2 separate regions of the Mus musculus genome follow, and region 1 is linked to region 2. A link is a loop called in an ENCODE intact Hi-C map of the cell type or tissue named here. Cell type or tissue: gastrocnemius. All regions are shown on one strand. Links, peaks and the distances in the headings refer to the core of each region. The heading gives the core; the rest is flanking DNA.

What was found. Hi-C counts contacts between places; a loop is a spot of excess contacts. Peaks named below come from ENCODE experiments on the same cell type or tissue, not always from the same donor. Only the 100,000 strongest peaks of a DNase experiment are listed, where the experiment ranks them.
Region 1: it touches region 2 in a loop (2.3-fold over the local background); 4 of 42 quality-filtered maps call a loop at or near these places.

The regions. Positions count from the first base shown.
Region 1 is chr7:46,106,754-46,122,156 of GRCm38, forward strand. Abcc8 (ATP-binding cassette, sub-family C (CFTR/MRP), member 8) reads right to left here. Exons shown (of 39, transcript NM_011510.3): 21 at 15,356-15,403; 22 at 13,622-13,759; 23 at 12,203-12,328; 24 at 11,217-11,316; 25 at 10,419-10,660; 26 at 10,153-10,319; 27 at 9,021-9,090; 28 at 8,189-8,346; 29 at 6,312-6,404; 30 at 2,788-2,890; 31 at 2,000-2,113; 32 at 1,562-1,682; 33 at 1,331-1,461; 34 at 485-563; 1 more. Among named protein-coding and RNA genes, the nearest start is that of Gm51481, 10 kb to the left of the region's middle. In gastrocnemius, for the core only: no CTCF peak of the experiment used is centred there; DNase peaks (open chromatin) are centred at 9,440 and 9,664; H3K27ac peaks cover 2,189 bases.
Region 2 is chr7:46,197,481-46,212,883 of GRCm38, forward strand. Ush1c (USH1 protein network component harmonin) reads right to left here. Exons shown (of 27, transcript NM_001163733.1): 16 at 13,679-13,831; 17 at 12,384-12,500; 18 at 11,370-11,852; 19 at 7,714-7,833; 20 at 6,650-6,700; 21 at 4,153-4,194; 22 at 3,889-3,942; 23 at 3,494-3,593; 24 at 873-982. Among named protein-coding and RNA genes, the nearest start is that of Abcc8, 25 kb to the left of the region's middle. In gastrocnemius, for the core only: CTCF peaks have their summits at 6,774 and 7,489; a DNase peak (open chromatin) is centred at 6,767; H3K4me3 peaks cover 1,209 bases; H3K27ac peaks cover 2,500 bases.

The DNA of each region.
Region 1 (15,403 bases), core at 8,453-10,952, 88 kb before region 2:
AACCTGGTGCTGAGAGGGGCCCACTGAGGAGGGGAGTGAGGGAAGCATTTGGAAGAGCGGGTTGGGGGACCCACACATGCTGGCTTACGCCTAATGAGGAAGGCTATGAAGGAGACGTCCTCTGAAGACTCTGCTCCCCGTCTTGTGCAGAGAGCAGAGCTGGCCTGGGGCTGGGGTGGGAGGGGTTTAGGGTCTCACCTGATGGTGCCGCTGAAGAGGACAGGGTCCTGTAGGATGATGGAGAGGCGTGAACGGAGCGTGTGCAGCGGCAGCTTGGCGATGTCGATGCCATCAATGATGATGCGCCCTGTAGAGAGATGATGTCATAGGTCAAGGGCCACCAGGTGGGGGTGGTGCCAGGACAGGTTCAGCCTGGGACGTGGATCCCAGTGAGGCTACGGAAAGGCCGCTGGGTTTCTTGGGTCTTGCCTGGTAGTTGTGGGCACATGGGTGGTGCGTGTGTGACAGTTAACACACAAATCACCTTCGAACATGTCCACCATTCGGAAAAAGGCGAGAGAGAAGGAGGACTTCCCACTGCCTGTGCGGCCGCAGATCCCGATCTGGAAGCAGAGAAGCAGGCGTGTCGCTGTGGACCTGGGGTGTGCACAGGTGTGGGGGTCACAGCGCCTCCTCTAGTCCCGGTCTTCTGCCCAGCTTCTCTTTAGCCTGGCTGGACACGGGTTTGAGCTTGTTTCCTTGGTGGGCTTAGAGAGGGCTCTCTCTGGCCACCCCAGAGAAGAGTACAGGCATAGGTGTCTAGTGGCACAGGTCTTGGTACAGGTCTGCAGGGAAGACCCACATCCTGTCTGGTAGCTGTCAGGAGTGAGGGCCGCGGTGTGCTTCTGTGGGCAAGTGTATGGCGGGACTCACACCGGATCCCACTGCTTCCCCGTTCTTGATTCCCAACAGAAATTTGCATAAAGGACTGATATAGAGACTGAAATAGTGGTGCTGAAGGGCCAGGGTGGAAGAGACAGGCAGGGGCAGATATTCCCCAAGGCTGGACAGAGCAAGACAGCACCACCAAGGGGACAGAAAGACAAAGGCAGAGAAAGAGGGACGTGTCAGAGATGGGCTGAATGAGGGACGTGAGGACGCAGAGCGCTGGACAGCGGCAGCAGCGTCCCTCGCTGCCTGAGAGCTCCGCTCTGCAGGTCCAGAGGATATAGCAGGGAGAGCCAGGGACCCTTGGCTGGGAAGGAGCCTGGCAAAGCTCTCTAAACCAAGGGAGTCCTAGATGACTGTTTCTGCTGTGGATGGGGCCTGGGGGTAGGGAGAGGGCCGCAGCCTGCTGTTGTCCACCCAATGGGCTCCCAGCCCAGCTGACCTTCTGTCCTGGGGCGATGAGGGCATTGACGTGCTTCAGCACGGGCTTCAGGGAGCTGTCATAGCGCACACTCAGGTTTTGAATTTGAATCTTCCCTTGGTCTGGCCAGTTCTTGGGGATCAATGACGGTGCTGAGGGCCAGGCTGTGGGTCAGCCACCAGGCAAAGGCCGCCCCGGCATCCAGAAAGGTCACCGGCCCCCACCGGGGATTAACGCCCTGCAGGTTCTCACCTAGGAGCCCCTCATAGCTCTCTGCCTCAGTTTTCAGGAGTGTGTGGATGCGCTTCACAGCCCCCAATTGGATCTCCATGTCTGCCAGGTTCCTCACCATCCAGTTGAGGTAGTTGGAGACCTGCGGGAGTGGGGCCAGCCAGTCACAACTGCTTAGTGGTACCCATTTCTCCCTTAGCCTTCAGGATGACTCTCCTAGCTCTGGGGTGGATTAGGACCCCCCGTGAGCCTTTTGCTGCCCACCCACTGCCTGGGGACAGTAGCAACCTGGAGCCATGACGGGGTTACAGTGGCTCTTTAACCATCACCTGTTCACTATCCATCCAGCCAAGCCTAGGTGGGGGCACACCATCTCTCCCACATCTCATTGAGGAAACTGCCCCGGATGCCTGAGATCAGCATCTGAGTCCCCTGCCCCACCTGCCGGCACTCACTCACCATCAAGGCGTAGGTGAGGCCCAGGCCCACCAGACCAGCAGAGAGCTCCCTGTGCAGGGAGTTGGAGATGGAGGTGGCGGCTGCGATGAGTACCACGCATGCTCCAATGTACTCCTGAGGAAGGACAGCAGCTGGCCCGGGCTGTTGTGGGTCAGAGCCACAGGCACCTCATCCTGCCTCAGCCAGTCTGAGCTCCAACCCACATGCATGCAGCCACTACACAAGAGGCTGGCAGAAGCTGAGGCCTGGGAGCTTGTGTCCCTCCAAGGTTATGCACCCTACTCCCCAAGGAAGGGTGCCTTACCAGCTGGCCCCATGAGCCCTTGTGTGTATATCACATGCCCACTGCTGGCATGTATTGCCAGCTTCCCCCTCCTCATTCTGACAGGATCTATAGCCCAGGCGGACCTTGAACTTTGCATCCTTCTGCTGCTATCCCCAGAGTGCGGGGATTATAGACATGATAGGGGAATCGAACCCATGGCTTTGGGCATACTAGGCAAGTGCTCTCTCAGCCGAGCTACACTCCTAGTCCCGACCTCCACCATTCTTAATGTCTCCATCCTGCACATTCCCGCCCTCTGTGTTCCTGGACTGCCCCTGGGATGTATGGGGTGAAGATGCAGGTTAGACGTGGGAAGACTACCAGGGCTGGAGAACAGGAAGGCTCTGGGTCCCCATCACAAGCTCTCCCATCTTCTGTCCTGCATCTATGTTTGCCCCATGTTCCAGCTCCACACTCCCGATCAGACCCCCGCCCCGGGACCCACAGTGGGGCTACCACTTACCATGCGGACTTCTAGCCACCTGTTGGCTGCCGTGAGGAAGAGGGAGGCGATGTTGTTGGAGTCCGTGTACTCCAGGAGCTTCTGCTGGAACCGGGCCTCGTACCTGGAGGATGAGCAGGACGTGGAGGAAGAGGGTGGGACTTACAGCGGGCTCTCAGCAGCTCCCAAACAGATCAGCTCTTAGGCTGACCACAAATGTGGTCCCTGTCTCTGTCCACCTCTCTCCTGCTTCATCTAGGACTTTCTTGGTTTACAGAGCTTTGTCCCTCTTCACCAGGGTACATCTGATCCCTAACAGCTCTTCTGGTTTTCTTACTCCCGGGTGTCAGCTTAGCTTTCTTTCTACAGCAGTGTGTCCCCCTCAGAACATCAGTGGCATCTGGCATTACTTCCTCAGTAGGGACCAGTTATGGTCAATGTTATCTCCTGCCACTCATTATGCAGTAGGCTCCCCAGCCCTTCCAGGCCATGGCATCATCCCCTGCCCCCAAACACTTGCATTCTTTCCATCACCTGGCAGCTTTCTCCCTTGATCTTTATAAATCTTCTCCCTTCTCAGCCTCCAGGCCTGACCTTAACTGCACCTGCTCAGAAATGCCTTCCCTGACTCCCCCTTTCCCTCCAGTGGCCACCCCTTAAGTCTATAATGCTCTCTCTCTGCAGCTTGTTAGCTGCTGAGAATCTGCTCAAACGTTCACTTCTCTAGCCATTTATGATCCGCCTCACTACAGACTGGGGCATGTGTGAGCGTAGGAAGTGCATCTGCCTGGCTCCCTGAGCCTGACACCATCATGGAAATCTTAATGGAAGAAACACAGTGACCCTCCTAGCTTGGCCATCTCCAGGACTTAGCAGGACAAGGATCTCTGGGCTTTCTGTCCCACCCCCAGGCCCTTGTCACATTTCTCTTGCACCACTATCCACAGACTTGCCTCCTCTGAGGTCTGGGTTCCTCTGTCACCTCCTTCAGACCCTGTTGGCATCAGCCAGGCCCTGAGGTGTCAGGGAAGTACTTGCTTAATGGCGAACAAAGGGACCAATGAAAAGCCATCTTGACACTAAATGGGGGGGGGGCACCAAATCCAGGGACTCAGAGGGACCCACGCCATGCTAGGCGTGTGCTTCTTACCTCTGAGGTTTGTTTTGCTCCAATCATCTCTGGGCAGAGGACACGCATCCGAGGATGCTAAAAAGCATCTCCAAGGTGTGGTGGGGGAGTGTGCGCTGCACAGACAAGTGGTGGATGCGTGGGGGTGGGGGTGGGGGTGGTGGGTCTGAGGTGAGTGTGAATCTCGGCATGAGAAGGGCTCGAGGACATGCATGCTGACGTATGTGTGTGTGTGAACGCATGCGTGCCCGAAAGAAGGTGAGGGGGAGTGTTTGGGAGTCTGAGGGCCTGTGTGCACGCCATAAAAGTAGACTCAGTTGACACATGTGCCTGGGGACTGGGGAAGAGTGGCATAGCCGTGCAAACCTAGACTTGGCATCCACGGACCATGAGTATGCCAGGATCAAGATGGTTTCTTCAAGGGCAAAATGGCGACACTGGTGTCAGCATGACCTGAGGGCCTGTGAGCCATACCAAGCCCGGTGCAGGGCACTCTGGGAACGGCTGTTCCTGTCCACCCTCATGCCTTCAACACACTTCCACTGTAGCACTGTCCACAGCCCTGCCTCCTCTGAGGGCTGGGTGGGGTGAGGGTGCGGGTGGGGAGGTGCAGGTAGCCAGGCTGAGCTTCATAGCTACTTTCCCCAGACTTGGCTCTGAGAAGTGCGTGCTAACTGGATGATGAACGCCTTGACCTCACTGCCCAGTGCAGAGCAGCCGGGCTTAAGCTCACACCTATGTCACGTGGCTGTTACAAGGGTAACTACTAATAACTCATATGTGACATTTAGCCCTTGGCACTCCACCAGTGTGAAATCGATGAGGCTAGTTAACTTCCACCAGGGTAGACCCCGGGGCTCAAGCCAGCAAATTAGGCACGTATAGCAGTGAGTAAAAAGTCTTTTCAAATTTATGAATCCTTCAGCGTGATGCGGGTGGAGAGGTGGGGAACACGGCATCAGGTTCTTGGCTGACCACAGGCTTGATCGGAGACCTGGCCTTGCTCTGAGGCTAAGAGACCGAGCTGGAATCTGCTCAGAAGCCTAGCCACTTACGAAAATCAGTCTGCAGTGCCAGGCCCCACCCAAGGGCTCTGGACACCAGTTTTAAAACTTAGAGCAGAGGCTAGGCCCAAAGCTAAAGCAACCTCGGGCACCTGGGAGTGGATTCTGGAGCCTTGTGTTGGGTTTCAGGGCTTCTGCAAGGAGAGGTTCATGCTTGTGAGGGGTAGGGGAGTATCCAGGGAATATAGCCTGGGCTAGGACACAGCTCTGTTCTGCTTTCCTCAGATGACATCTGAGAGGTGAATTCCCACAGGCCCACTTGCCCCAGGAGCGAGTATGGTCTGTGACGAAGCCCGAGGCACCTCTCCTAAGGCTGATCTGGGAATTAGTGGTAGGGGAAAAGATGAAGGTCTTGGGCCCTAAGCTGAGCCCTAAGCCCTTGGGTTGCTCCTGACACAGGGCTTGGTGTCACATGGTGATTGTCATGCAGCTGTGCCGTTCTAAAAATAACCTGTTGTCACTCTCTGGGTTAGCTTTGACATAAGAAGCCAGTGTCGTGGGTCAGGGGGTCTCTGGTCCGGCTAGGAGGGGCCTGAGGCTCCAGGAGATCTAACCACTTCTTGGTTGTGAGAACAGGGGTCTTCTCTACTCCCCATTACCTGCAGATGCTCCCAGCCCAATACCTCCACTCAAGGAGGTGACATACATGGTGCCAGGGGCACTGAACGTCCAGAAACTCCTCAGGGTGAGAGAACTCTTGCTTTGAGCCATAGTTTCTGTAACTCTTCCTCTAAGAAGCCTTCCCCGACTTCTTCCCTTCTATGTTCCCAAAGCCTTATCCCCAGGTCTAGTAAAGCCAACAGTCATATGGCCTTGGGGACATAATGCCTCTGGGGACATGTGACACATCTCCAGTGCCTGGCACTGGTTCAGAACAGGAGGAGCTCAGTGGAGTTATCAGATGGGTGAGTGGGCTCAAATCTTTGCTTCGTGGGGGCATTTCCCAGAGAGATTTTGTGACTGCTCAGTGCCTCAGTTTCCCTATCTGTGCAGTGGGAACAATTCATGCTCAGCACCTAGAGTCACAGTGTAGAGTGAGCACCCTATTTGGTGTTTGGTAACATTGACCTTGGAAGGCCTCAGGTATTAGGGCCTTTCCAGTGTGGACAGATTTGTCCCAGGCTGGTTTCTTGTCATGTCCCACCTTACTTCTGAGGCCCTCAGCTTGTCTGTAAGGCTAGGATTTCACACCTGGAGTCCACATGGCCTGTCCCTGCTAGAGGACATTGCGCAGGCCTAAGGTGTGATTAAGACGGGTAATGCTTTGGGTCCTTTGAAGTCATCATACCTGTGAGTCTGAGGCTCACCACCCTCCATTCCACTCCCACCTTGGGGGACTCTTGGGCTTGTACCTGAAGGCACGGATGGTGGTGAGTCCTTCCACGGTTTCAGCAAAGTGTGAGAGCAGAGGGAGCTGCGTTGTGTCATCCAGCTGCTGCAGGTCCCTGTAGGAACAGAGTGGTTAGGACGGCAGCTTGTGCTCAGCCTCAGCTGGGATGCACCAGGCTGGGCAACTTCATCTCTGTCAGTCTCCATTTCTCTCTTGCTGAGATGGCAACACTGGGATGCTTCTGTTGCTGGGATGCTACTGGGCGTGCCAAAGAGAATGCTTATGTGGAATGCTTCAACAGAGCCGGCTAACCATCCTGGGCAATGTCCACCTCACAGCTGGCACTGAGATAGGGGGGTGGTGTGTGTGTGTGTACGCGAGCGTGTGTGTATGTATGTATGTATATATGTCCACTTCACAGGTTATATAGGACAGTGGTCAAAGGAACAGAGAGGCCAGATTCTCAGTTCCTTGTTGCCTAAGAGCCACAGCGGGCCTCAGGGCATCCTAGGCCAGGAGCCTGGGTGGGGAGAGGAGGTTACTGGTTTCCATGGCAACAAGGGGCCTCTTACTCCCCACAGCCACATATCATATGCCAGGTAGGCCAGCTGGAAAACACAGAGCAGTGTTCCTAGACACTGTTGCAAGAGCCAGATATCAGAGGAATGGGGCGAACATGCCCTCCTTGGCAGAGAGGTGAAGTTTGCAGGACAGCTTGTACCATGGTGTGTATACCACGGTATGTTTGAAAAGACACTGCCATTTTGCTAATGCCAATGCAAAGTGCTCCCCGCCCCACAGGGTGCCTGGAGATTCTGAGCCATTCAAACAAAAAGCCACTTATATCAACGTTGAGTCTTATGGGCAGGCGATTAGGATATAAAGTGCATTTAAACATAATGATCATTGTTGCCAGGCAGTATTTTGTTTCTTTATCAACTGTACGCACTCGGGAAAGGTACTTAGCTTTTATGACCATGACCTGAAGTATAAAAGCAGTACATTTTGTATCACAAATAAGGAGCCGTGCTTACATGGCCAAAGCATAGGTTTCATGTTGTGAAATGTTGTGATAATTTATGTTATAGATCCAAATAGAATGCATATACACAGACACATATATGTGTGTGAAACGTGTGTTCATGATAGGCAAGTGCTCTACCCAAGCTATAACTCACTCCTAGGCTTGGTTCTACCTCACTGTTTTCAAAATGCTAATTATGAATCAGTATCTGATTTAATGATGGTTGTAATTGGCGGTTTGAGTAACTGTGGCCTAGAGGGTCATTTAAGTTTTCATTCTAATTTTTTGAATCAGTGAGTTTAACAGAATCACTCTTAGGAAGAACTCTCTAGAGAATATATTAGAATACTTTGAGTAGGAAACGTGTGTGCATGTGTGTATGTGTGTGAGTGTGTGTGTGTGTGTGTGTGTGTGTGATTGTGTGGTGAGTCTCAATGGGTAAATATGATCCATGAGAGCGTCTGCAGGAGCCTCAGTGCAGTCGAGGTTCCCAGTCATGCTCTGCACCCCTGTGGACTTGGAAGCGAGCTAATTCATCTCCTGGTCCCTCCCCCGACCCCCATTAGAGACCAGTGCTGATTCCTGAGTCAGTTTGGCTCCTGGGATCACACAGTCCTAAGGGGAAGCATCCTGCTCCTGTCCCATCTCCCCAGGGAGCAACTGAGGTATGAACTGTAGAGCGTGCGCCTACAGATGAGACGTTACGTTAGGATGGGCATCTCCCCCATTTCTATCGGTTATTTCTATTTTCAATTTTTGAGAAGCATGGCTATCACTTTTATGAGTCTGGCAAGTGTACCAAACTGCCATCGCAAAGGACATCCTATCCCTGCTCCTACAACCCCCGCCCGCCAGACAGGAAATGCTGCTGTTACCTGGACGCCACTCGGAAGTATTTCTGGATGAAGTAGCACACCACAGCTAGGGGTAAGAGGGCCACGAGGAACACAGGTGTGACGTAGGAGATGACAGTCAAGGCGGAGACACAGAGTAGAGTGGATCGGCTCAGACACTCCAGCGTGGATGGGATGTGCTGGGGACAAAGGGGAGACAGTGGGGATGTTGCTATGTTAGACTCTTTGGAGTATCATTTGCTGTCATGTTTGTCTCTTACTTTATTCCAGGCTGATGTGTATCTGTCTGGCTGCCCTGCAAACTCTCTGGGGGCAGGAGTCCAGACTCTGTTTTCTCACCATCTAGTAAGATGTCAGTAAAGGAGATAGGCTGAACCCATGTGAATATTCAGAATATTCTGGAACCTTTCTAAATGAGCCAGTGGAATCTTCAAACAGCCTTCAGTCTTAGGAAAGCTCTCAGGGGAAGCTGTAGACCCCAAGGCAGTGTCGGTCAGAGCAGAACACTTGGGCTTCCCACTCAGGGACACTGGGCTCCCCACACAGGGATACTGGGCTCCCCACTCACTCAGGGACATTGGGCTCCCCACACAGGGACACTGGGCTCCCCACTCACTCAGGGACATTGGGCTCCCCACACAGGGACACTGGGTTCCCCACACAGGGACACTGGGCTCTCTACTCAGGGACACTGGGCTCCCAACTCAGGGACACTGGGCTCTCTACTCAGGGACACTGGGCTCCCAACTCAGGGACACTGGGCCCCCCACAAAGGGCCTTGCACATCTATGTGGAGGCCAGTGTCTAAGAGGAAAAGCTCCCAGGGCTCTCGGGCCAGCACAGCAGTCAGTACCTGGTCAATGGTGTTACAGTCAGATGAAAATCTGTTCAGGATACTCCCCAGGGGCGTGGTCTCAAAGAACCTAAGAGGCAAGCAGAACCAGAATTAGTTATTGACTGATCTACTCTTTGTTTATGAAACGAGGGCAGCTATTTGCTTGATTTAAATATTTCTAGAACCATCTGTGGATCTCACTTCCTAGAGGCAGTTGCTTTTGTGGGTCTGCAAATATCTGGCCTGTGTCCTTGAGAATTCCTGCAGCTACTCAAAAGGGTGTTGGCCTCCGTTTAGCCTTCCTGACTCTCAGGCTCACCGTGACCACTGAGAACCTCCTTGGCTTGACTTCCCTTGGGACACAGAGCCCTCTCCCAGGAGAGCCGTTCCCTGGGGACAGTCTGTCAACTGGATGACAGTGAGAAGCTATGTCAGCTGTCAGCACTCTGGCTGCGACCTGGAGTTGGCCCAACCCTGCCAGAGAACTTCTGAACTTCTGACTAGGGGCAAACAGAGGGTAAGTTAACGAGGCGCCATGTCCCCCAGCCACAGAGTCAGCAAAGCTGGAGAGTCAAAGAGTAGCCAAGCAGAGCGCTAGCTATGAGGTAGAGTTACAGAGGTCTGGAAGCCACGAGGCCGGGGAACCAGCATGCTCATGTGGTTGCATATCAGTTTGACCAGCCAGTCGGGCATGATGTTAAAGCGTCTCGACACCTGACACTTTCAGGGCTCTGTTCCATCTCATTAGGGTGATTCAAACAGTTAATCCTACTCCCCCCACCCCCCAGTGTCAGAAAATGCAGTCTGCAGAGGGAGTTGGGGAGAGGAGGCAGTGGAACTTGTGGGCAGAGAGATTATATCACCCAGGGAAGGAAATTAGCTTTATCAGAAGCCCATAGATGCTCAGGTTGAGGGCTGATGGGACTGTCCAATGAACCAGCCATATAAGATGCTCACAGGGGTCTGCTGAGCAAATGCCAGTTCTCCCTGCTTCTTGCATAAGGACACTTACACACACAAATACACACATACACACACATGAGTCACCCCCACAAGCCTGGGACAGAGGTCATCGGTGCTCATTTCATAGATGGGGGATTTAAGATGCAGAGCATAGTGACCTGCCCCGCTGTGGTCAGGTTTGGGGTACCTCATGGGGGCCAGGATGATGCGATTGAGCAGGCTGCGGTGCAGCCTCTTGGCCACCTTCAGTCCTGTCCACTCCACAGTGACAGAGGTGACAAGGCACAGTGCAATTCCCAGGCTGCAGAGCACGGTGAATACCATGGCATAGACAGACTGGTCCAGGGCGCATTCCTAAGTGGGAAGAGAGCGAGTCAGTGTGTCCTGCGGCTGTGTGCCGATTCAGCCTTCCCGCCGCCTCTCCACCAGCCCTGTTATGGACTGCAGTTGTACCTGGCTGAGGGAGCAGTTCCTGGCAGCAGGGCTCAGGACCAGGGCACTGTCCGTCCACTTGGCCAGCCAGTAATCAATGGCCACCAAGACCATGTGCTTGAGTAGCTGGGAGAAGACAAGCAGGGACAAGAGCAGGACGCCGGCAGAGGACAAATACTTAGTGCAGGCCCGCCATGGGATCTTGGCTCGCTGATGCAGCACCGAAGATAAGTTGTCATCTTCCTCGCTCTCGGCCGCCTCCTCTGCAGGTCGCAAGAAACCACCCTGAAGCTTCACAGATCACAACCCTCTGAAGGTCAACCAGGGGACATCTCATTCCCACTTACAGATGGGAAAACATAGAGAGAAAGAAGACGCTTAATCAAACCACACTACTCGACCATGTCCAGAACCCCCGGGGCTTCAGTTTCTCTCTGTGTGATGGCTAATACTGTCAACTAGAATCACCCATAAGGCAAACCTCTGGGCAAACAGAGAGGGGGGTTATCTACAATAGGCTACTTAAGGTGGGCAGACCTGCCCACTGTGGGCGGCGCCATACCTTAAGCTGGGGTCCTAAACTGAAAAAAAAAAAAAAAAAAGGAAAAAGTGGGCTGAACATTCATGGCCCTCTGCTTCTTGAGGACACAATGTGACCGTCTCCGGTCACCATGCCTTCCATGCCACCATCAGACCATATCCCTGCAAACCCACACAGACCTTTCCTAAGCTAGCTTCTTGTCAGTAGTTTGACCTAGCAAAAGGAAAGCAACTAGCATATCGTTGGTGTTAACTGCGCCCCCAGGCTGGTGGCCATACCTTCCTCCTCGTCCTCATCCAGCAGAAGGCCATCTCTTGAGGACATGGCACGGGGCAGGCCCTGAGACGGTTCTGGGGCTTTCCTCTCCATGACTGTCTCCTGAAAGACATAAGGAGCCTGGCCAATGTCTTCTTCCCACAGTGTGCTTGTGGGAAAGTGGAGGTTAGGAGCGACTACCTAGTGATGACTGGCTTACAGGCTGTTTCTACCTTAGGGCAGGCACACATAGACACATGCTCATCTTACCAGAATTAACTTCTCTTTGTCGACTAACAGCACCCCAGTATCTCAGAGGAGTATACTCTTGTTGTGTGCAGGAAGAAGCCTAGCCTTGAACTTCTCACCCTCCTGCCTCAGCCTCCCAGTGCTGGGATTACACGTGTGCACCACCACACCCATCTCTCTCCTCTTCTTGGTCTCTGAGATCTGAGCAACTCAGGTGGCATCATGGCCATAGACTGGCTAATCCTCACATCCCGCCATCCTAGCTGCAACGATCCAGTCAGGGTGATGAGCACGTGACCAGACTGAACTGTGAGAAGCTCTCTGTGGCTGCAGAAAAGAATCCCAGGGCTGCTGAGACAGCACTGCTGCCTGGGAATGGGGCTGATCTGAGAGCAGTGAAGCAAAGCGACAGAGAGGAACAGAATCCTGGTGGTGATCTGGTGACAAACGAAGCCACCGCTCTCTTGGGACATTTTGGTTTCGTGAACTGACAATTCCTTACCTGGGTCCTTTCCTTTGTTTAGCTAGCTTGAGCTGATTCGGGAGCCTTTCAACTACATGGCATGTGTGTGCACCCGATTCTGTCCTGGGTCCCTGCACAGGGGCCAGCTTTTCCCTTTGCCTCTGTATAACGCTACCCTGTCAATTGGAGACTTCCTGGGGGGCGGGGGATGAGAGCAGGCAAGGCAGGCACATCTAGAAGCAGAATCTGAACTTGAACTAGAATCCAGGGGCGGCTGTGTGACCCCTATGTTCTCACCTTCTCCAGCTCTTGGTCTTGCCTGTTCATGAGGGTCTTCCAATGCTCAAAGAGCTGGCACTCAGACCTCTGGAAGTCCTTGAGCGTCCCCTCCCTCTGAATGGTGCCATCCTTCATAGCAATGATCTGCCAGGGCAGCCAGGAGACAGGTTTGGCTCCCTTAGAGGAGTCTGAGACAGGGGTGTAGCATCTTTCACGCTCTATCAATAGCTACCTTAATCCACTGCCTGTGTGGTCTGGCAACCCACTCTTGTCAAAAACCATCCTCAGTGGGTGTCTTTGCAGAACTAATGAGTATCCCTTGGCCAGCAAAGCAGGTTACCCACAGGACCCCATCAACATCAGTTTCCATATGCTAAGTAGGCCAATTGTATGTTATCCTGAGCTGTACCTGATGGTAGAGTCTATCAGTTGGTGGTAACACGCTTGTTAGTCCAAGCAGGTATGGCTGCACCCAACGACACCACCATACATAGCTGCCGTGCATCCTGGGATCCTGTGCACAGATACCGCAAGGAACCAGGCACCTCCATGTCTGCCTTACTGGACTCAGGGTCGTTCTGAACTACAACCACCTGGCTTTCTGAAGTCACTTTACCTGTTTTAATAGCGTTCAGAATTTTGTTTCTTCTGGTGTTTATCATAGTGGAGGAGGTTCACATTTCCCATGGAAGATTTATTTTGAGAGAAATTAATTAACAGGCCTATTTGGCTCAGCCTTAAAGATCTGAGAGGGTCTCAGATTGTGGCGGCTGTCCAGGGACATTTTGGATTAGGAGTAGGCAGGTGTAGATTTCCAAAGGCTCATTGTCTTTGTCTTAGCATTAATCGATCCCCAATGAGACGGAGAGAAGTATGTCCCTATCTATTGAAGAACAGGGTTAGTTCTTCTGTTAGTCAGCATGGGGTTCACAGCACCATGTTCTGTGGGAGTGCTGTGGTCTACAGGACTACTGCCTCTTTTCCAGCATCCTCCACACAACAGAGGCTCCAACCCACTCATCCCCAAAGGCCAAAGACCCAGGCTTGGCTCTCCCATCTAAACAGATCATACATAGCCAGGGGAAGCAGGCAGGACAAGGCCTTCTAGACGGTAAGAACTGAGTGTCTACTTTTCCTCAGACTGTCCGGTGCTCCTCTAATATACACCAGAAAGGAACCAAGGCAGGCTGGGAGTGTCTCAGGCCTGAGCCACACCAAGACTGGACTACAAGTGTTTATTGGGCTGCACAAAACCACTTAGGACTGGCATCTTGTGCTGTGGCTATCAGCCATTGCTTCTGGGTCACATGGCTGATTCTTTTGAAGAGCACATGCGTGTGCGCGCGCAAACACACACACACACACACACACACACACACACACACACACACACACACACACACAGAGCTCCATAGTCTGTCCTCTGTGGCTCCTCACCCAGTCTGCATGAGGCAGGTACTGTAGCTTGTGGGTCACCAAGACCACTGTCCTCTTGTCATCCCGGAGCAGCTCAAGGATGCCAGCCTGCATCAGGTGGTCGCTCAGATGGACATCCAGAGCTGAGAAAGGGTCATCCTGAGAAAGATGAGGCAGAGGCAGGCTTGTAGGGAATGGCCGAGGTAAGCTGAACTCTCTGGAGTTCTAACGAAGCTGATCTAGGTATTGACGAAGGTTGGCTACAAGGCCTTGGACCACCCACCTAACCTCTCTGGGGCTCAAATGTCTCAGTTATTTAAACAGACCTTATCAATTTGCTCCCTGTCTCCTGAACCATAGATGGCTACCCATCTCCTATGAAGCTCCTTAGTACAGTCTCCCAGTCCCTCTCTAGTCTGCCCACACTTCCTTCCTAGCCCCACTTCTTACCTGACCTTCCCAAGCTCCTTCCATTCCAGGTTGCCAATGAGCCCACCCTTCTAGCCTTTGCCAGAGCTGTCCCTTCCGTGTGGTGTGCTGCTCTGCCTTCTGCGCAGTGATTGCTTCCCACCCACCACTCACCCTAATCCGAGTCCTTCTGTGTCTTTCCCTGACCAGCTCCTAACTTTTCCATCCTCTCTGTCCCAGGGACAACCCTGGGCAAAGCCAGATCATATCATCTGGATACTCCTGCCTGCAAGGCCCCCAAGATCTCACACCCTGAGCCTACGCCTGTTACCAATTAACTTAATGAACGGAGGAAAACAGCCACTGGACTTTTATCCAACAGAGTTGTTTATATATCAGGTGGGACCTTGGGTGGGCTAGAACTTCATAACTGCTGATCGTGGGCCAGGTCTAAGAATGTATGGGAGAAACATCACTAGCAAGGATTGTTGTGTGTGCTGAAGGGTTGGAGGGAGAAGATAAAGCTAGGGTCAGGGAGCTGATGTTCATTGTGCCGAGCCTTTGTCCATCACTGTCCTTTTGTTTGATTGACTCTTCAAGGCTCTCTTCCAGGAAGCCCTCCCTGAATTCTCCCACCATTAAAGTTGTCTCATGGTCTGGGCCACACAGCTTAGTTTTGAACTAGCTATATTTCCTGCATGTGTGTGAGTCTGTCCCCCTAATAAAACTTCAAAGCTTCGAGGTCAAGGGATGGGTCTTAAGATTCCTTCAGTACAAACCAAGGCACCTAGCCCAGAGCTTGACATGAGGTAGGCAAGTTTTATCTCATGCTCGATGGCTAGAGTGCTGTGTTAAAGGGTTCTGAGGACCCCTTGAGTTCTCTGGAATGATAGCTTGGCAATTAATTAGCAGTGTCTAGCCTGAGCACAGGCTGGGAAGTGGGGCCACACACTCCGTGTGTTTGCATTCTGATAGCTGGGCTGCGTAGGTGTCGACAGCTGGGGCTGCTCTTTTCTCCTTTAGAGAGGTAGTTTCTAGCCACAGCTCGCCTGCCCTTGTGTGTGCAATAACCCTTTCAAGGTTATTGCAAGGCTCACTGGGAATCCCAGAGTGGGTTATCAGCACTGTTCTAGCCTGCCTCAGTTTCTCTCTAAGTAAGATAAAGGCAGTATCTCTAGCATTTGATCCTGGTTAGGGAGGCTGTTGAATGATGATGATGATGGTGGTGATGATGGTGGTGATGGTGGTGGTGATGGTGATGTTAGGGAACCATGATGATGTTACAGAATCAAGCAGGTAGGCAGTCAGAAGTGAGGGCCCCAGGGAAACTTCATCTGGGATACTCACCAAGAAGACAACATTGGTGTGCTGGTAGAGGGCTCGGGCTACACTGAT
Region 2 (15,403 bases), core at 5,684-8,183:
GCAGCCACTTCGGAATCATTTACTGTACAGAACTCATAGCTGTACCCCTTATAGTTTCGGGTACATGCAGGAATGACTACCACCGACAAGCAGCACCCTTAATCCTGAGCCATAGCAAACATTGACTCTTTTGGCCTCTCTGATCTTGACAGTCCCCTAGATGGCATCACCGCCATTGCTGGCTTGCCCATCACTGTCCACCATGGCTTTGGGTGGCAAGTCTTGAAAGATCACTGGTCCCCACCCCCATGCCAGAGCTCCCAAGATTGAGCTGTACCTTCCCCACCCTGTGACCTCCCTCCCCCCCACTCCAGGGAGCACAGAACACAACCGCTCCCTCTGTCCACAGACGCTCATCATGTTACCCGTTGGTCTTCTCTTCTCCACATCCTTTCATGTGGGTCCCAGGCCCATCTGGTCAGCTTCCTCGGCACTGAACTTAATACCTCAGGCTCAGCTGCCTGCACACAGTGGCACAGGTTGTGCACTGCACACCATGAGTGGGTACCATTTACATCAAAGTCTGTAGGAGGGCACCCCCTCAGACGGTGCACTGCACATCCTCAGAGACTCCATGTGGGAGCCCTGGTCCATGTGGGTATCCGCTAAGCGTGGAGAAGACTACAGCCCCGCTTGCATCTGACCTCTGATCTGCTCACTCTCTAGCAGCCCCCAATACTCTCTTGATTCCTCTTGATTGTTCCTTAGCACACACTTAGAGAAGACCTTGGAGGGTTTTTTTTCCACATCCAGCCTTTCAGGTCCAGTCCACTGTCTGGACCTTGAGTACCAGCCCTGGACTTGGCCATTGCCATTGTAAGGCCAGGGTCTGAGGCAGGCGGTAAGGGAAGAGGGGAGGGGCTCATTCTCACCCCGCCCTGATTCCAGGCCTTCTGTAGGGCAGCCTCGGCCTCAGCCAGGGTGTAGTCCGTCACAATCTTGCCATTGATGGCCATGATCTCATCCCCTTTCACAACGCCACCTTCAGGAAGAAGTAGATAGGTGTTCACCTGGACTGCTTGTGACCTGTGCCTGACTCAGGACTGTCTGACTGTGGGAGAGTGGGAGAGTGGAAGAGGCCGCATCCTGGGCTCAGAAAGCTCTTGAGAAGCAAGAGCTCAGGTCCTCAAAGGTCCCTCCCACAGGTCCTCTCTAGGCTCTGCAGAGCCGTTAGACTAGAGCGGAGTCCTTGGCATGCCCAATCTGCACCCTGTAGCCAGACGGACCAGCATTTCTGATGCAGTTCAGAGAGCCTGAGCCGTCAAGGGCAGCTATACCTCTCCCATGCCCGCCACGCTCTCCATCAGAAACCAGTCCTTCAATTCCCTCCCAGTGCCCTGTTCCCCGTGCTCAGCATGTTTTCACAGTGTGGCTACAGCTACTCAAATGTTTGTGGATGACCCCTCCAGCCATCCTCCCAGCTCCAAGAAGGTGAGACTCTTCCTGGCTCCATGCTCACCCTGGCGCTTCTCATAGGACTTAACACAATAGGGTCTCAACGGAAGAGTATTAAAGAGAACACTGTTGGAATGTGCTGCTGGGTAAACTGTCCTGGGATCTAGTGATGCTAAGGAGTCATCAAGTATAGACTGAAAAGGACCCCTCACAGCAAGAAGACCAGGGAGTCTCAGACATGCTAATATGTACTGTGGCTCTGTAAGCTGACAGATTATGTATGGCTTCCTACACCTTTGCCCATCATGTCCCTCTTTTTTTCCCTTTTGTAAAGAATCCTGGTTTTGATGTGCACTTAATTCTGGCTTGCGGCGAAATCAATCACTTGGAAGCCTTGAAAGTGTGAAGACTATGGGAATGTGGTGTGTGTCAGCAAGGTTTGAAACTCATGTTCCTGGCAATGTCCTGGGACGTCTAAATCAGCAAGGGTCTAAACCTCATACAGCAGATTTCCCTGTGAAGAGGGACTGAGGATAAGTGACTCTCAGTAAAGTCGCAAGGGACTCAGGGAACAGCACAGGGCCTCTTTCATCTTTCCCTGACAGACAAGGGTGGGACGGGCAGCAAAGCATCCTTCAGGTTGCACAGAAATGGGGGTGGAAGAGGAGAGTGCCCCACCACAGGAAGTTATGACAGCTGCCTGGGTAAGCAGAAGCCTCTGTGAGCTGAGGTAAAGGCTCCGAGGGGGACTTAGAGGACTCTCTGAAGCCAGGGCCATGGTTGGCAGGGTGGAGAGAGTGCCCAGGGCAGCCAGGGTGCATTGCCTGCCTCAGTAACTGCTGAAGCCCAGTTGTCACTGACCAGGGGCCCTTCATTCCAGACTCCTGTCTCAGGCTCGTGTCCTCTGCCCTCCATCCTAAGCCCCTCTGGCTATGGGGCAGCCTTTTTCTAGCCTGAAGGGATGTGATCCCAGAATTTCCTCCTCTGGCCTAGGTGGCAGAGGCAGCAGTAACAGTGGAGTTCCAGACTCAGGGTTTCAAAGGCTGTCGGGTGAGTGAGCTGACAGCATGAAGCAAGAGACAGCCCGGATCCTGACCCAGTAAATGGTGAGTTCTGAGTTCCATTTATGTTTGAAGCAGGGTCTCGTGTAGCTCAGGTTGGCCTCAACTCACCGTGTTGCCTTGAACGTCTACTCCTCATGCTTCCAGTTCCCATGTGCTGGGACTACAGACACAGGTCACAGATCCTGCATCCTGCTTTATACAGTGCTCGGGCTGCAGCTCAGGGCTTCATGCCCGCTAGGCAAGCACTGTGCCAGTTAAGCCACATCCCCAGCCCCAGCATGGGGGAGGGGCAGCGTGTATGGGGGAAGGGATGGCCCTGTGGGAGGGGCCAGGCTGAGGAAGCACCTAGAGGTGCTACCTATACTGGGCACTAAACCAAATGACCGATTTGCCTGGATTCAAGACCTGCCTGGCATCTGGTACTGGCTGGGGATCCTTTTTCTAAGCTGTAGAATGAGAACCACTATGGTATATACCATTCTGATTACTAGGGATTCTAGAATACTGTGATATCCTTAGTCCCAGGGTTGTGGCCAGGCCCACAGACTAACGCCTGATCTGTGACTCATCCCACAGACCACCCGCTCTGTAAGGATGCTTCTTGCCTGCTCTCTGCATGTTTCCTCTCCCGGAAAGTCCTCCTTCCCTTCCCAGGATGCACCAGTCATCTTTGTAGGCTTCACTGTATCCCATACCCTGCCCTCTTCCTGGGTTCTCATGGCTTCCGTTCCACCAGCATTCCCCATCAATCCTTGGCTGAGAGTCCTATGATAAGGCTCTAGGCCCATTTTTGCCACTAGCCTGGGAGTCCCTAGAGGGCAGGGTGGCATCTGGGTATGCCACCTCAGGTCCTGGCACCATGGCACAGCCTCAGATAATGGCTGAAACTAGCTTGATGGTTTGCTGGATGGACCTGATATCCTTGAACAACTATGAGACCATCTGAAGCCAAGTGGATGGATGTCTGCTCTCCTGGGACATCTGGTATAGCCACCACACCATTCCCCAAACAGGCAAAGCCCGTCCATACTCACCATGCCTCTCCGCAGCTCCCCCTTCATAAACAGCAGAGACGACCACCTTCCCCACGGGGGAGTCCACGCCTCCCTCCAGGGCCAAGTCTAAAGACCCCTCCTGGGTGGAGGAAAGCAGGTCTCAGGCAGCCACACAGATAGCGGCCTGCAGAGCACCAGGAAGTCTGACAGAGCTGTAGTGTGGAGAAGGCACGAGACCATGCAGTACAGAGGCCATGAGAGAGTCATAGGAGAAAGAAGATCTGGGTTGAGTACCCCCTACAAGGAGCAGCATCCCCAGGGGAGCCAGGAGAGGAGCAGGAACCTGCTAGGTCTCCTAGGAGTAGACTAATCAGGGAACCAAGACGACAGAGCAGAGAGAATTGGTGACCAGCCTCTGCCCCGTGTCCAGGTACCTTCTTGATTCGCAGAAGCCGGACGTCCTTCCCTGCGATCTGCTCTGGCGAGAACTAGAAACAGAAAACCAAAAAGGGAACAACTGTGAGCTGAAGGGTAAGAGCATGTGTGGCCTCGATGATGGACCCATTACACACAGGCAACACACACACACACACACACACACACACACACACACACACACACAGAGAGAGAGAGAGAGAGAGAGAACACCATGGTTCTCATTGCCCCCCCCCCCTCTGAGCTGGAGAGTTCCCTCTTACCATGGAGTAGGGATCAAAGCCTTCTTCGTATTTTCGAAAATCCTGGAAGCAAAGAAAGGGCCTTAGGACGGTGAGACGCGGGTGATGGAGGAACACTGCATATAAGCTCACGCAGGCAGGGCAGAGGGCAAGAGAGCCGGAATCCAGGAGCCAGAGGTGAGCAAGGGATACAGAGTAGCTGTGGTTGGGATGGGGGCAGAGGGAGGAGCTTGGCAGTCATAGCGACGGAGTAAAGGGGCGGGGCAAGCAAGAAGCCGCAGGAAGTACTTAGAGGAGCCTGTCCCTGTCCCTGCTTTGTTCAGCCGGTGGTGGCCACTGTGGCTCCAGGGATACCACTGGGGTCTGGATGCCTAGGTGGCTGGCCCATGTCTCACAAGAAGTCTCGTTCTGCTGGCCCAAGCTGGCCTTCTACATCGCCATTGGAGGCTGTGACCAGGCCAAAAGAGTGAATCCATGGCTCTCCACTTAGTACTCTGACCTCATGGAGGGGAGCAGGCCTGTCTAAGGGGTTTCTTGGCCTGGAGAACACAGCCACAAAGTGACTGAGGAAGGCACGTGTCAGTCTGTACCAAGGGAAGAAGTGGGTGGGGGGTAAGATTAGGAGTAGGAGTCTGACTGACCTAGGAGTTACAAAGCCTCCCTCTCCAAGGGAGATGGAAAGGACATACAGCTCTGGGGCCCATGCTCGGAGGGGGGGGGGTTGCTGGGGTGAAGTGGGCCAGGACTTGGAAACATCATGGTAAGAAGAAGCGGGGCAAATCCAGGGCAATTGGTCCAGGGGTCACATACACAGTGAGCCAAACTAGGGCACCCACAGGCCTCAGAAGCCAGGGTGCTAATCCTGAATTAAACCACAGTCAGTCCCCACTGGAAAAATGGCCACACAGTTTCCTAGGCTGCACCAAGTCTCCTCTGAGGTCTGCAGGCAGCATTGTGAGTGGGCCAGAGATCCTGCCCCTGCCCAGACTGCAGCTATGAGACACTGGGCGCAAGAATGAGGGCAGCAGTTGGGCCCCTGAATTTCTGCTTGCACCCTTTCTCCCTAGGCTTTTATCTTCCAGGCTGAACCCCCATGAGGCTTTGGATCTGTCTGGCGGCCATACTGTGCTTGTCAATCAGCACACAGAACGAGGGGCACAGCACATCTAAGCACCAGAGAGGTTACTAGGCAGAATCTGGGACCTATGTCCTTGTCACTAAGAGAGGCCTATCTATCCCTGGTGTTCTTTTTGGAATACTGGGTCCTGCTGGCCACACTCCCCTTTGTCAGGCCCTGAATACTATTCTCAGGGATGGCTGGGTGGCAAAGTCTGAGACTTGTGAGAAATCTGAGACGTCTGAAACATTACGGCTGGTTTGCCTTAGGAGAGCCACACCCTCTGTTCCGCAAATGGGGAAACTAAAGCCAGAGAGGTGACATTGATGCCTAAGGTCATGAGTCAGAGGAGGAGCCAAGGGTTTAACTGGATCCTTGAAGCCTTATAATCCCGGAGCTCTTGTCCTTTTGCTTTTGAGAGGTGTTGGTGTCTTCAGCTTTGGTCCTTCAGGGTCTATTGGGCAAGGCCTGTGCTTTGAGAGGCAGGTGATGTAATGCTCTCGAGCAGATAGCAGAACCAGTGTCCTGGATCTAAATCCAGGGTCTGACACACAGCAGAGGTGCTCCATGGCTCCTGTGACTGCCTCACTTCTGTGGCACGGGGAAGACGATAGAGCTCCCCACCGTGTTGCGGTGAACTTAAGACCCTTGATGAATTTAGAAATGGGGCTTGCCCGGCACACCTTCTAAGGTCTTCTGTCCATCTCGGGTCCTGGGCTGTCAGCGGCCTCTTTTACAGACACTCCACCTATGCCTCCTACCCACACTATTTCCTGCCTACCCAGGCTTGTGAGTGGGGGCATTGGAGAGCCTGCTGTCCAGGTTGCCTTTGATTCGGGGGGCCTCTTTCAATGGGGATGAAGCTGTCAGTCCAATAGTTAGCTCTGGATGGAAGCTAACTCTACCCTGCCTAACCTAATTCAGATGCCAGCAGGGACTCCCAGATCCCAGTGAAGCCCAGAAAGGTGGAGAAGCTAAGCTGCCACCCTCCTGAGGCTAAGAAAGGCTGTGGTCTGCTTGGAGCAAGTACAGCCTAAGAAGCAAGGCAGTATCCAGCCCCTCTCCCCCTTCTCTCCAAGGATGGAGTTAGGGCTAATAATCTTAGCCTAGCTAATAATCTTAGCCCTCTGATCTTCTTCCTCCTTGGACCACCAGAGGGTAGGGGTGGGGAATCCTACTGATGCTTTCTCCATCCGTGTTTAAGCTCTGAAAATCCCTGGGTCTCCTTTTGCTGGGGGTGAGGGGGACACAGAGCTGGCCTGAGGCTTCCCTGAAGATGGTACTTGGGCTACCTTGAAACTGCCAAGACCTAGAGTGGAGGAGGAGGAGTCAGACACAGAGTGAGACGGGTGGGGCAGAATCAGCTATACACGACTACCAGACACACGGGTCTCATTTTACTTGTCTGAATGCTGTCTGATATACCACCATCCTCTTCAGCATCTCCTGCGGCTGCCAGAAATAAAAAGACAGTTCCCCACCGGATGTTAAAAATAGGTATCGTCTGCCCCCTGGCGCCAGGTTCTGGGGCTGCCAGCCTGAGACTACTGTGTCCCTCCCCAGATAGGCTGATGTTCGGGGACCACTCCAGGCCTCCCACCTTGCAGTTGCTATGAAGCTGCACTGACACCATGTACCATGAACCAGAGAGCACAAGCACCATGAACTCAGCAGGCTGGCCCAGGGCATGACCTTTGCCCTTTGGGGGAGCCGACGGGACAGCAGCTAACGCTCAAAATAAGTACCGGAGTGCCCTGCCCTGACATTTGGGTAGGGTTTCCTGGAAGGGAATATAAGTTCTGCCATGACTGTGCTTCCACGGTGTGAGGCCAGTCAGAGATCGGAACCCTGTGGGGTGCCTGTGAGCCCCAGCTTCCTTCACTGTGGGGACTGGAGTGAGCAGAACTTTCCATTCCCCAGCAGCTGGTTCTAGTGATAGCTGAGAAGTGAAATGGGGTGTGTGCATGGACATAAAGCCTAAAGGCAACCACAGGCATCATCCTTCAGGTGCCACCGGCTCTCTCAGTGACCTGGAACTCACAGAGTAGGCTAGGCTGGCCAGCGAGTGAGCCCCAAGGACCTGCCTGTTTCCTCTGAACAAGGATTACATCATCAAGCCCAACTTTCTTTTTTCTTTTTTTTAAAATGTGAATCCCGGGACTGAACTCAAGTGCCCATGCTCACACAGTGACCACTGCACCAGCTCAGCCACCTCCCCAGGCTCAACACTGCCATCTTTAGACGGAGCTTCAGGCTGTGTGTGGTCAACGAAAGAACTAGAATTGTACGGGTCCATACCCACTGCAAATCATGTGGATTCATCCCTTGACCAATAAGAAGGTGACAAGATGACTCAGGATTTGACTGTGTCACATCTCACTTCCCTTCCAGAGGTGTCAGAAACCAGGTGACATGATCTTGGACTGCTACTCTAGAAGCACCCCGGAGGGACCCAAGGGGCTTACCAGAACCTCGGACTTCACAGCAGGCCTGTAGACGAAGTTGTGTTCCTGGTGGACCATGACGGGTTTGGAGATGGTGGACACGCCAGGGCCTCGTGGAGGCTGTGGGCTTGGGCAGAATGTCTACGGGGGTTAGTTTAGGAGATACCCATGTGGCGTCATAGGGGATGTGGCCAGGGATAGCCATTGTATGTTTACAAACATGCAAGTCACTCCCATGCACATGAGCCAGCCTGATACATCTGCCCAGACAGAGGAGGCCTGGGGTAGGTGCATCACCTAAAGAGAACTCTACAGCCTCAGTGTGGCTGAGTGGCTCTAGGGAATCAACCAGTTGAGTCAGAGGACACACTTTCAAGGCTCCCCCACATTGACCACCCAATATCCCCTTCCTTAAAGGGCCATTTCCCCTGGATATATTCAAGGCCCTGTAGTGTGACACAAGGCAACTCTGGTTCCCAGTGTCTGGGCACAGTATCCAGAATCCCTGGGGTGAGGACACATCAGAGACCAGACTATTCAGGGACTGAGAGCACTTGTCTTCTTCACTCTAACGCTTGATTACCTGCCAAAACATCTCTCATCAGGGCACAGCCCTGTCCCCAAACCCTTTGACTGGTCCCTAGAGACTGTCAACACTACCGTCCTGCCTCCCAACACCCTTCATGAGATTCTCTATCTTCCCACTGTCTCTGTCCCAGACCCCTCAGACTGCCCAACATCAGCCTCTAAGACATCAGGTTCTACTGCCCTGAAGCCATTGCTCCTCCACTTAGCCAGTCCAGTCCTGACGTTTCTCCTCCCCAGGACCTCAGACTTTACAGCTGGTCTGTAGACCAAGGTGAGTTCCTGGTGGACCATGACAGGTTTGGACAAGCCAAGGCCTTGTAGAGGCTGTGGGCTTGGACAAAATGTCTACAGGAGTTATTTTAAGACTGGTGAATCAGGCTGGCTCACACTTATCCCAGATATCTGTGGGTCCCCCACCATCAGACTAGACACTCCCACTAGACTGTCTTGGATAAAGACTATGGCTGTCTGTCTAATGTTAGGTCCCAGTGCCTAGCAGAGTGTCTGGCATATGGTAAGTATTGACTGAATAAACAAATAACTCAACAGTATACTTGGCATGGCATGCAGTGCCTGGCAGATATGGTTCTGGAACCTTCCTTGGGCAGGTGCTGGGTGGTAGGCTCACAGTACCCGACTCTATTACCTGAGGCTAGCTATGCAGACATGTTACCTACACTTCCTGCTGTACACATTGAGAACTTACAAGGGGCACACAGGCAGAGGACTAGGCAGGATGGATGGGATGGAGGCCAGCATAATGAGATAGCTTTGAGTCAAGGGCAGTCTGGGTGTTTTGAGATATTCATGGTGGTCCAGTCCTTTAAGGGACTTTATGTGGGGACTTTAATGTTTCTTTACTCCGAACAGGAGCGAACTGTGGCATTCTTCATTCCTTGCAGAGTTAGAGAGAGTGGAGCCTGTCTCGAGTCTTGACTCAGTATTTGCTAAGATGATCCTTCCCTCCCCCCATTCAAAGTTTTGCTCTAATTTACTTTATTCTAATTTACTTGGTCTAGGGACCAGATTATTATCTAATGAGAACTACGCATGCACCTGCAACTCTTTTAAGTCTTAACTCAGAATGCATTCGCTCAGGGTGGAGCTGTAGCTCAGTTGGTTGAGTGCCTTCCTAGCACCCACAAGAGCCTAGGGTCAATATTCAGTGCCACATAACACAGGCAGGTGGCATATGCCTGTAAGTCCAGCACTTGGGAGGTGGAAGCAGGCATAGCAGAGGCTTAAGGCCATCTTTGGCTACATAATGAGTTCAAGGCCAGCCTAGGCAACATGAGACCCTATTTATTTTTATGATTATTTGTGGGGGTTTTGTTTTGTTTTGTTTTGGTGTCTTACTCTGTAGCCCAGACTGTTCTGAAATTATTGTGTAGATCAGGTTGTATTCACATTCTGTGATCCTCCTGCCCCAGCCTTTGGAGTGCTGAGATTACAGATTATATGCTGCCCACCTCCCCCTTCATGCATTAACTTGTACCATTGCGTTCCTATGCAGTGAGACCAGGGTGTCCAGGCTCACAGAGATGGAGTAACAGGTACCCCAAGTCATTTAGCCAGGGAACAGCAGAATACGATCCATAAGCCAAGGTCTGACTTGTTACTGTCTCCCCTGCCATCACTAGGTTTCTTGCTGCTCTGGTGCCCTTCCTCTGCCCCTCATGCACTGTACCCCTCAAGGCTCAGCTCTAAGCCCCAGCAAGGCAGAGGTATCCTCAGCTGGAGCATGTAGGCTGCGCTATCGTAGAGAAGACCCACATATCTATAGATGCTCTCCCTTCAAAAGTTAAATCCCTGGAAAGTTCAGGTGTGCCAGCTGCATGGAACCTTCTTCAGCTCTGCTCCATCTACCAAGAGCTGCAAGGCCTGAGCCTGGCCTCTGGTCTCTGAATCAGATTTGTTAGGGAAAAGCTACTGCCCATCTTCTGGGGTCACTTACAGAGAAGGATGGGTCCCTCTGTGCCAGGCTAACACAGTCTCTTAAACCTGATGTCTGGTTGAGCTCTGGGGAAATGTTCCCAGAGTGAGGAGACATCTCTCTCCCTATCTGAGGTCTAGGAATCAAGGCCCCACACCAGAGGTCCGTAGTATTCCAGTCCACCTGTGATCCTCCAGCCGTGACTGTCAGCCAGTCAGCAGCAGGCACCTGGTATCTCCTTGACGCCCTTGAGTGATCTAATCTACTAAATACACGCTCCCTTTGGGATACTGAGTGGGAGGCCGATGAAAGCCACTGGGGAGGTGCTGCCAACACTGTGCAGCCCCTCTCCCTGCAGTCCTCACCCCTGCAGCCCCTCACCCCCAGTGGACTGGAGCCTCCTCAGTTGAGTCGGACCTGACCACTGTCTACTAGGCTCAAAAGTCTTACATGGTGCCCAGGGACCGACTCTTCCAAAGCAGTCTTTGAATAAAGATCAATTGATGGGAAATAGATCTTTCTGAAAATACCGCCGCTCAATCTGTCAACCTCCAAGAAAAACATTTCTTGTCTTTTAATAGTTGAGAACTTCTAAGAAGTCTCTCATCTTCAGGGTTTCTTTCTTGGGTCCCGGCCAGACGTGTCTGACGATTACACACCAAGCCGGTGCTGCCAGCTAATGTTGTGGGAAAGGCACTGGAGTGTCCTAAGACTACCCTTTATTTTCAGAGCTAGGTACACCCCAGCTTTCCCCCAGGCACCCCTTCTCCAGTTGAACCAGGGGCTCACTTCCTACACATGAGGAATTCTCGGTCCCTATGAAGACACAGCTGGCTATTCCACACAACCAGAGAGCACTACCCAGCAGGCCATAAGCATTCACTAGCTCAGGGGCTAACATCATCAGAGGCTGCTGACACGGACCTGACAGACTCACTGTTGCTTGTTTCATGGCCACAGCAATTCACCATGTAAACACAGGACTTCAAAATCAGTAGAAGGCACACGCATGCAGGACAGCACATGACACCTGGGAAACGGGGCAAGATGCTGTCTCCTCCCATCTCCGCTCACGGGGGCAGCGGAGGGCACGGGAAACAGCATCCACCCACACCCCACTTCCTTTGCAAGCACAACATGCAGAATAAGATGGTACCTTTGGGGCAGGTGGGAAGCTCCGCTCAGTGGTGGGGGAGCTGGAGGGCTTCCCACTGTGGGTGTTTGCCTCCCAGTCATCTGCTGGATGGCCTGGGTCCCCAGTGCGGAAGGGGTGGTTGCCCAGGGCCTCTTCCAGTGCTGAGGGCAATGGGCGGGTAGGAGTGAGGTCTTGGGTGGGAATGGATGGAGGCGGAGGAATGGGGATTGGGGGAGGAGTGCGTTGCACCCATGGTGAGGATGAGCTGCTCACGTGACCTGATGAGGGAAGCACAGGGGGCGCGGGGACCTTGGAAGGTGGGTTGACAGATGGAGGGTGGGGCATCACGGGCAGTGCTGAGGGAGTCTTGGGGGGGTAGTAGAACATGTCCAAGGGGATGTCATCCAGGTCAGTGGTGTGGAGGTGGATCCCACCAGCGAATCGTCTCAAGGGTGGGGCCAGAGGAGACACAGAAGGTGGGGGAGGTGGGGGCCCTGTGGTCATCTGGGGGTGAAGAAGTTCTGTCATTATTAACTCCACAGGAAAGCAACAGAAATATTCTGCTCTTTTTCTCTTGCTGCTGGATCCCCATCACTCAAACCAGAACCATGGGCACTGCCACCCAGCTACCCAGCTTAGCCAGTAGGTCTGGGAGGGAGTAGTCTAAACACAAGAGAGGTTTGAGCTATGCCATCTGGGCATGGTCAGACCATTTACCCTCTGAAATAGGACACGTTTGAGATGTAAGGGGGACCCTTGGTAACTACAGCAGGGCACAACAAGCCCAGTGGGGACTGTCTCAGGACAGAAGGGACTTGTAGTCACCCAGTAGATAAATTCATCCATACAGACTCATCTCCCTTCCTCATGACAGGAGGTGACAGCAGCTGTCAGGGCTGGGCTGTAGACAGTGAAATGTCCACCAGTGTGGCTGGTGATGATCACCAATGGCCACCCTGCCTCCCACTGTCCCCAGAGAGTATTGTTCTGAAGGTGACTGTCAGGAGGGTCCACGTGAAGAGGAATTTCTGTTACCTCAGGAATCTCATTCTCTGCAGAGGAAATCTGCTCGAGGCGCGTCTGACAGAGCCTCTCCACCCAATACTGAGTCTTTTCCGATTCCTCAAGGTCTTCCCGCTCAGTCTCAGACACCTGGGACCCAGGACCCATGTCAAAAGGAGGCAACAAAGGGGGGGGGGCACACCGAGTCACATGGGTAGCCACACACAGAGGCACCGCTTTAGCCCCTCCCCCACCAAATACTGGTTGGCGCGACAACACACAGAAAAAGAACCAGGCTTCTTCCACCTGGACCTTGGATCGGAAGGTAGAAGGTAGAGGCTTGAGTGTCGGCATGACCAGAAAACCTGCAGGGCTCACACATTGCCTGGCAATGCTGGCCCCCAGGATTTGCATCACCCTGAATTTCTTGGGGTTCTTCCCTAGCCTCTTCAGCCCCACCCCCACCCTCCGTGGGTTTAACTTTGCTCTTATTTCCCCACAAGGCTGTCCTGTCCTTAGAAATGCAAGTTCAGCTTTATTCTTCATTCTGAATTTAATCTATTCGCGATGCCAGACCCAATAGGCATTGCATTTCCCAGGGCTTCTCTGGTTTTATAATCGAATCAACCTGGCACTGTGAGTCATGGAAGCATCACAGAGAAGCAGAAAGGATATTGCCTGCAGGCAGGAAGTTCAGGCCAACAATCTCACCCAAGACACAGAAACTGCTGGTGCTGGGAGGTCACTATTGACATGGTTAGTCTTAGAAATATCTCCAGGCTATAGAGGTCCAGCCTCGGACACACTGTGTTAATGGGAGAAGCCTCAGACTCTAAGCCCGATCTACTGGAGATAGTTTCAGATTTGACATCTACACGGAAAGGTTAGACCACACACCAAGAGCCGAGCCAGCTTGGTGAGACTTGGTAGCGAGAGCACCCTGAATGGGGCAGACGACTGGAAGGCTAAACAAACTTTCAAGAGAGGCAGAGAGGTAAACCTCAGATAGACTGTGAGCCAGAAGACCAGCTCCACTGCCATACCTAGGATGGAAGGGCCTTGCCATAGAGTTATACCTTAGTAGGGTAGAGTAAAAGGGGGGGCAGGATTCATGTATCAGTGACTAACCTGAGACCCAGTCAGGGCAAGGAGGCTAGCCTCAGACCCAGCCCCTAAACCAGGAGACTAGTGTTAGTCTCAAGCATGCACTTAAGCTAGAGTTGGCCTTAGATGATCCTGGGGTGGGGGGCAGCCTCACTCTCTGGACTCCATCTGGCCCTTGGAGGTATGCTGGGGGAGTGAGCTGTGTCCCGGGACAGTGCACACACCTCCTGGGCCAGCCGGTTGATCTTGAGCTGCTTCTCCTTCTCCAGCATCTCTTCCTTCTCTTTGTAGAGCTTTTGTTCAAACTCGAGTTCCTTCTTGTTCTTCCTCAGGTCCTGCAGGCTATCGTACTTGGCTTTCTTCTTCTCTTTTGCTTTCTGAGCAGATGGAGCATTGTGCGTGTGGTGAGGGTCACTGTTTAGGTGGCATTGGGACTAACACAGGACAGCAAACAGGGCATGCAGTTCTGACAAGACAAGGCTGCCAGCCGCAGTGAGCCCCCCTCCCAGCTCTGTCCTACCACAGTGGGCGTCAGACTCAGGCTGAGGTCAGGCAGGCCATGGATGCCCATTGGAGAGTGGGAGACATACTCCCTCGTCAGCCAGACCTGGCTTACTAGCTCACTGACTAGCTGTGTGACCTTTTGGCTAAGTTCTGTAACCTAGCTAAGCCTGGACTCCCCACATCTCTAAAGTGGGAGAAATAGCTGATCCAGGTTTCCAGTTAGTGCCCATGAAACACCATGAAAGGGCTTTGGAGATCTCTAAGTTCTTTCTAATAAAAGGCATTGCATTTACTTCCTAGGACCTGGGTGCTTGCCTTCCCTGGCAGCAAGGGGTGGGGGAATGGTTCCTGTTCAGATGCCAGAGATGCATCCTGGGAGGTTCCAGAGAGTCTGAGTGAGCTGGTTAACCTGATGTGCAGAGGTCACCTGTCATGGTCTATACGTGGGGTTTTAAGCCAAGCACACTGGATGCTCTACACTTCATCACTTAGAGAGTCCAGAGCCAGGGTTCCCTCTAAACTGGGGAATTACCTGAAAACTCTGGGACTGGGAGATGCAAGGTCAGGCTAAAGTCAAAGCTTAGAGAGGTGAAGTCCCTTCCACAAAGTCAGACATCTAGGAAGTGATGCAGGCTCAGACCTGCATCCTCCAGGTCTCAGGTTTCTACTGAGCTCAGATAATCAGGGGAGAAAGGAACACAGCAGATGGGAGATCACTCCCATCATACAGCAGGGAGCACAGAGCCAGCATTCAGAAGAGGATGCAGAGAAAGTCAACACTCAGGGTGAGTTCCGGAATAATTGCATCTCTACCTACCAAGGTTTCCTGCTTTGCTGCTCTGAATCAGCTTAGAGTCCAAGGCCTGGAGTGAGGAACTGAACTTCCAGCAATGGATGCAAAACTTTCATGTCAACCTAGGGTAGTAAGTGTCTACAGACCTTTGATGCACTCATCTTGACTCAACTGAAGACAACCTTATCTCCAATAATGGCTAATATGCTTTGGAAATGCTGGGTTTTGGCACCCATGTCTAGAGTGGCCCACAACATCTCAAAGAGGAGATTCTCCTTGCTTCAATTCTGCTCAGTTCATGGCCTACCCTGCTCACCAGGCCCCTAGCTCAGCTCAGGGTCAAATGCTCACACCATGCTGTAGGTTCAGAGGCCAATCCTCAAGAGGAACCAGAAAGGGTCTACCTAGTGGCAGCCAGCTTAAATAATGTCATGGCACCCTCAGGGGCCACCGAGATAAGAATGGCCATTCTATTGATTAGAAAACAAAACCAAACCTACAATAATGTCTAGATTTCACAGCCAGAGTGAGCTCCTGAGAAGGGCAGTGACAGATCCTGTGTCACCCTCAGTAAAGGGTATCTGTTGACAGATGGAGATGGGCAAACTGCCACAGAGCACTGCCCGTGAGCAACTGTACCCCCTGTACAGAC